Regions from separate parts of the Mus musculus genome. Here region 2 is linked to region 1. A link is a loop called in an ENCODE intact Hi-C map of the cell type or tissue named here. Cell type or tissue: left cerebral cortex. All regions are shown on one strand. Each heading gives the region's core, and the rest is flanking DNA. Links, peaks and the distances in the headings are about the cores only.

Region 1 (2,914 bases), core at 221-2,720:
TTGGAGGTCCCTATGGGGAATTAACTGAGTTCACCTCTGTAAAGTACCTGGAATGACCCCGCCACACTGTAAGTGACTGTTCAACAGTGACCGTTCAGCCAACACAACAGAACACGCATGGGCTGGCTAGGAGCCACACACGGCAGGGGTGACAAGCCACATGGCAGGGGTGACAAGCTCCATTCACTCTGTCCTCAGGTGAGGTGTGGGTATGCTTGGCGTGGCTGCGTCCCCGCTCGAGCCATTTTTGATTTTTTTTCAAGGTGTTTTGTGCCTCCCAGATGGGAACCAATCGGACCTGTGGGTTTTGGCAGCCTGAGTTCTTGGAAATCTGATTAACTCAGCTGCTGTTGAGCGCGCCCCCCTCACCCCCCAGTGGGGCTGGTTTTTTCCTGTCTGTTTAGGTGCAGACAGAAACTGTCAATGCAACACCGATCTTTATGGGAAGGGATGACTGTGCAAGGGTGAAAAGGAAGGTGATGGATCTAGCTGGAACAGCCTGTACCGCAAGTCCGTGATTGACACTTGGTAAATACTGTTACTGACGCCTGAGTGTGGCTTGGAACAGACAGTCTCTTCCTGGTCCCTCGAGGGCACATGCTATGATCTGTCAACTCCACACCCCTGCCTGGGTGGGCAGGACCCCAGCAGACCTCTCAGGTTGCCTTGGCCTCTCCAGATCCTCTCCGTACTCCGGAGTTCAGCCTTGCTTGTGTGACTTTCCCTAGATCTCTGCCTTGCTCTCTGTTCAACCACTCCAGCCTCACCAAACCACCTCCCACCCTTCACTCATTCAGTCAACAAACACTCGCCGACAGCCTACAGAGAGGCTCAGCAAACTCTGCTGTGAAGGAGACACTGTGCTGGGGTTGGAGGACCACAAATGTATGACCTAGAAGGACCTGGATTGGAGTGTTAAGAAAGGACTTAGCTGTCATCTGGGTGAAGGAGGGAAAGGCTGTGAGGGACATTGACTCAGAACACAGAGCCCTCAGACAGCTGTGGGTTAGGAGTTGGTGGCAAGAGGGGCTAGAGGAGGAGGAGGGGGAGGAGGAGGAGGAAGAGGAGGAGGAGGAGGAGGAGGAGGAGGAGGAGGAGTTGGGTTTGAAGTTGAGAAGCAGCTGAGAGGATTCAGAAAATCATATTTTTAGAAAATGCGGGGTCCTTGCTTTAAAATATAAAACTGCTTATTTTAAAGTTTCTTTAAAAAAAAAACAAAACACCAACAACCGTCCCAGATTGACATCCATGCATGTTCCATTCGTTAGCTGAGCTGGCACGGTTGAACAATTACTTGCATTGTGCTTAACATGCAGCAGGGTTGTTCCTGGCACTTTACAGAGACGACCTCACTCCATTCCTGCCAAGGCCTAACCAGTTTTTAGTGCTGGGAAGGGACCCCTTGCTCTTCAGCATGCTGGGCAAAGCATTCTTCCACTGAGCGACAGCCACGAACCTCAGAGGTAGAAGTCACATACAACAAAATCCACCCTTCCCAGTGTACAAACCAATCATGGACAAGAGCGTGCAGTCACTAGCTGTGCAAGACACAGAACTCCCATTACTTCCAAAGCCTTACAAGCCCATCCAGTGATTCTCACCCAGCCCTGAGCAGCTCTCAAACCCCCAGAACTGCCTTGTCTAGACTGCTAGGGAGACCTATGCACATGCTGCTGTCCGGTTCACCTCTGTCCCTGCTACCACACTTCCAATATCCCTTCTACCCTGTGCATCAGGGCTGGCTCCCTTTTCAATCATGAGGAAGACTCCCTGGTACTAGCTCACGATTTGATGGTTTGATTAGCTTTCCTCACGGTAGATGGACGTTATCTTTAGAGGAAGCCACCAGGAGATTCCTGTCCTTGGCGCCTTTTCTCCTAGAGAAGTCAAGGAGACTCATTTTCCAAGGATGGGGAGAGCAAGGAAAGAACAGAGGGTCTAGGCTGGTTTCCTTAAATGCAGGGAAATAAGAGAAAGCAGTACCCAGCAGGCACAGGCAGAGATCTACATAGTGAGTTCCAAGCCAGCCAGGACTACACAGCAGAAACCTGGGAGAGGGAGAAGGAAGAGGGGAGGGATGGGGAGACTATCACAGGTTAGATCTCAAACACCCACAAGTAGCTTGTGTCCTGAGAGGGAGAGACTTGGGGTGGGGGTGGGTCATGAGAACTGACTCCAGTAGACAGACCTTTTACTGATGGCTCATGTGTTTGGGGGCAGTCTATAATGACAGTCTGTCCTCCTGCTTTCTGACTGTCAGCCGCAAGAAACTTTGTTCAGCTCCATTCTCCTGCCCTGCCTTGCATGCTGATCACAGCTCCCAAGGCAACCGGATGCAGACAACCCTGGGCTGAGGCCTCAGAAACCAGGAGCCGAAATATGCTTTTCCTCAGTCAAGCGGACTTTCTCAGGTCTTCTGTGACAATGACAGAGAGCTGACTGACATGGTTTCCAAAGCCAGCCTTGTATGGAAGGAACAGCATGGTTTTGGGTTTGTTTCCTGTCTTGTGGAGCAGTGGGCTGTGTACAGACAGCCTGGTCCCTAGTCGAGCAAAGGTCTGGAACCCCAGTGACACTCTGGGTGGTGACTTCCACCTGCATGGGACAGCAGGTGTTCGGCCATGCCTCCTGGGTCCCTGGCTCCTGTCACATAGCTACGGCCTCCTACAGTCCTCGAAGAGAGGTTTGTGGCCATCAGTCACTAGGAGTACCACCGAGCCCTTCCACATGCAAATAAGGTTTCCCCAAAGTTCTCAGACCAAACCAATGAGAAGTACCTGTTGTCAGACCCTTACCCACCCCCAAACTGTATATAAGAATCCTATCCGGAAGGATCAAAGATGTTCGAGAACTACTCTGTCATCTGAGCCTTCTGTCCAAAGAGCTGTAACACTTGGGAAGAGATCTGCTCTCC
Region 2 (2,914 bases), core at 130-2,629, 290 kb after region 1:
GTTCTACCTATGGGAACAACGGAGAGCCCCCCCCTCCTCACCTCTACAATCATGTTTCCACCTCCCGCCACACTCAATCTGGTTTCCCTGCCTGCAGATTGGGAGGGTAGACTCCACCCTAGGCTTCCAGCATTCTCTGTGCACTGCTCCAGCAGACGGTAGGGGTTACCCAGGAGGGACACACTTTGCACTAAAGAGTGGGCCTGATTTTGGAGGTTTAGACATTTGTATGAAAGTACAAATGCTGTGGCTCCGTGCAGAATGCCTGCCCCTCACGGTAAGATTTGCACTGCATGCAGAACCCCACAGTCTTGCCTCCCCATCCTCTCCGGGGACTCCTTTCTTCTTGTGATTTTTGTAAACCTGAAGGGATCGACAGCTGGTCCCCAAGTGTGGTTCTCTTTCCTGAGTCCTGTTCACCCAGGTTCCAGCTCAAATGTAGCATCTTCCATGCAGCCCTTACCATTCCCATCTGCTCAGGAGTGTGCCATCTGTCCCTTTTCATCCTCATGACCGACACCAGCCACCTGGGGAGGTTTTGGCTCATGATGGACCACCTCTGCCACAGTGGGTCTGTGAGATAATGCCACGTAGGCCATCTGCATAGATGGCTGAAATGATGATGGAGGTAGGAGGAGGTAACATGGTGATTAGGACTTGGCAGGGTACTAGGTACAGGAAGCCCATAGGAGTATATTCTAGGATGTGGGAGCAGAGACAGAATCAGCTAAGGACCCATATCCTTGTAATTAAGAGAAGAAGGAAGATCTAGAGAGATGACTCAGGGGCAAAAAGCACTTGCTGCTCTTGCAGAGGACATGGGTTTGGTTCTCAGCACTCATAAGGTGGCTCACACTCATCTATAGTTCTAATTCCAAGGAATCTAATACCTTCTTCTGCACCCCTCAGGTACTATGTGCATGTGGCACACATTCATATATACTGAAGATAGAACGTACACCTAGGATAAAAAAGTAAATGTTCTGGTGAGATGGCTCAGTGGGTAAGAGCACCTGACTGCTCTTCCGAAGGTCAGGAGTTCAAATCCCAGCAACCACATGGTGGCTCACAACCATCCGTAACAAGATCTGACTCCCTCTTCTGGAGTGTCTGAAGACAGCTACAGTGTACTTACATATAATCAATAAATAAATCTTTAAAAAAAAAGTAAATGTTTTTAATTTAAAAATATGTTTTTAAAAGATTCATTTATTTTATTTGTATGGGTATCTTGCTTCCATGCATATATGTATATATATATATGCATGTATATGTATATGTATATGTATATATGCGCACCCATGCCATGTCTGGTGCCATGGACCCCCTGGAACTGGAGTTACAGTTGTGTACTGCCATGTGGATACTGGAAATTGAATCAGGATGCTCTGGAAGAACGGCTGAGCCATTTCTCCAGCCCTGAATACACACACATACACACCTACACACACCTTTTTAAAGGCACTCATGTCTTTTTTTTTTTCTTTTAAGAGTTATGCAAGGCTGAAGAGATGGTTCGGAGATTAAGAGCACTGGCTGCTCTTCCAGAGATCCTGAGTTCAATTCCCAGCAACCATCTGGTGGCTCACAACCGTCTATACTGGGTTCTGGTGCCCTCTTCTGGCATGCAGGTGTACATGCATATAGAGCACTCAAACATAAAATAAATAAATCTTTTAAAAAATTATTTTAAAAAGAAGAGTTATGGGCTGGAGAGATGGCTCAGCAGTTACTGACTGCTCTTCCAAAGGTCCTGAGTTCAAATCCCAGCAACCACATGGTAGCACACAACCATATGTAATGAGATCTGATACTCTCTTCTGGTGTGTCTGAAGACAGCTACAGTGTACTTACATGTAATAATAAATAAATCTTAGGCCCGGAGTGAGCGAATCTGGAGCAGAGGTCCTGAGTTCAACTCCTAGCAGCCACATGATGGCTCACAACCATCTGTATAGTTACAGTGTACTCATATACATTAAATAATTAAATAAGTCTTTTAAAAAAGAGTTATGCGCTGGGCAGTGGTGGCACACACCTTTAACCCCAGCACTTGGGAGGCAGAAGCAGGTGAATTTCTGAATTTGAGGGCAGCCTGGTCTACAGAGTGAGTTCCAGGACAGCCAGGACTACACAGAGAAACTCTGTCTCAAAAAACAAACAAACAAACAAAAAAAAAGAGTTATGCATTTATTTATCAGGCATGTGTGTTACTACTGTTAACTGCTGTTATTAGGATTGAATTTAGAGCTGCTAGCTTTGTGCATGCAAGTGCTGTACTGGTATGCTGGTCCCTGCTCTCTCTTGCTCGCTCTTGCTCTCTCATTCTCTTTCCTTTCCTTCTTTACTTTTTAAAAAAGATTTATTTTATTTTAATGTATATGGGTACAATGTAGCTGTCTTCAGAAGACACACCAGAAGAGGGCATCAGATCCCTTTACAGATGGTTGTGAGCCACCACGTGAGTGCTCGGAATTGAACTCATGACCTTTGGAAGAGCAGTCAGTGCTCTTCACTGCTGAGCCATCTCTCCAGCCCCACCTTCTTTTCTTTTTGAAGCTACATTTATGTGTTTATCTATTTTGTCTGTGTGCATGCACAGGTTCCTGTGCCACAGTGCCCATGTGGAGGCCGGAAGACAAACCGCAGGAGTCGGTTCTCCTCTTCTATCTCGAGAGCCTCTTAAATGGAACTCTGGTCATCAAGCTTGGTGGCTGTCTTAGTTTGGGTTTTACTGCTGTGAGCAGACACCATGACCAAGGCAACTCTTATATAGGGACAACATTTAATTGGGGCTGGCTTACAGGTTCCAAGATTCAGTCCATTATCATCAAGGTGGGAACGTGGCAGCATCCAGACAGGCATGGTGCAGGAGGAGCTGAGAGTTCTACATCTTCATCTGAAGGCTGCTAGT

The links. Peaks named below come from ENCODE experiments on the same cell type or tissue, not always from the same donor. Only the 100,000 strongest peaks of a DNase experiment are listed, where the experiment ranks them.
Region 2: it touches region 1 in a loop (1.8-fold over the local background); 4 of 42 quality-filtered maps call a loop at or near these places.

The regions. Positions count from the first base shown.
Region 1 is chr4:137,097,308-137,100,221 of GRCm38, forward strand. No RefSeq gene overlaps it. Among named protein-coding and RNA genes, the nearest start is that of Gm13001, 19 kb to the right of the region's middle. In left cerebral cortex, for the core only: no CTCF peak of the experiment used is centred there; a DNase peak (open chromatin) is centred at 1,309.
Region 2 is chr4:137,389,890-137,392,803 of GRCm38, forward strand. Gm52681 (a long non-coding RNA gene) reads left to right here. Exons shown (of 3, transcript XR_003955130.1): 3 at 910-1,167. Among named protein-coding and RNA genes, the nearest start is that of Gm52681, 4.2 kb to the left of the region's middle. In left cerebral cortex, for the core only: a CTCF peak has its summit at 1,643 (motif pointing left); no DNase peak of the experiment used is centred there.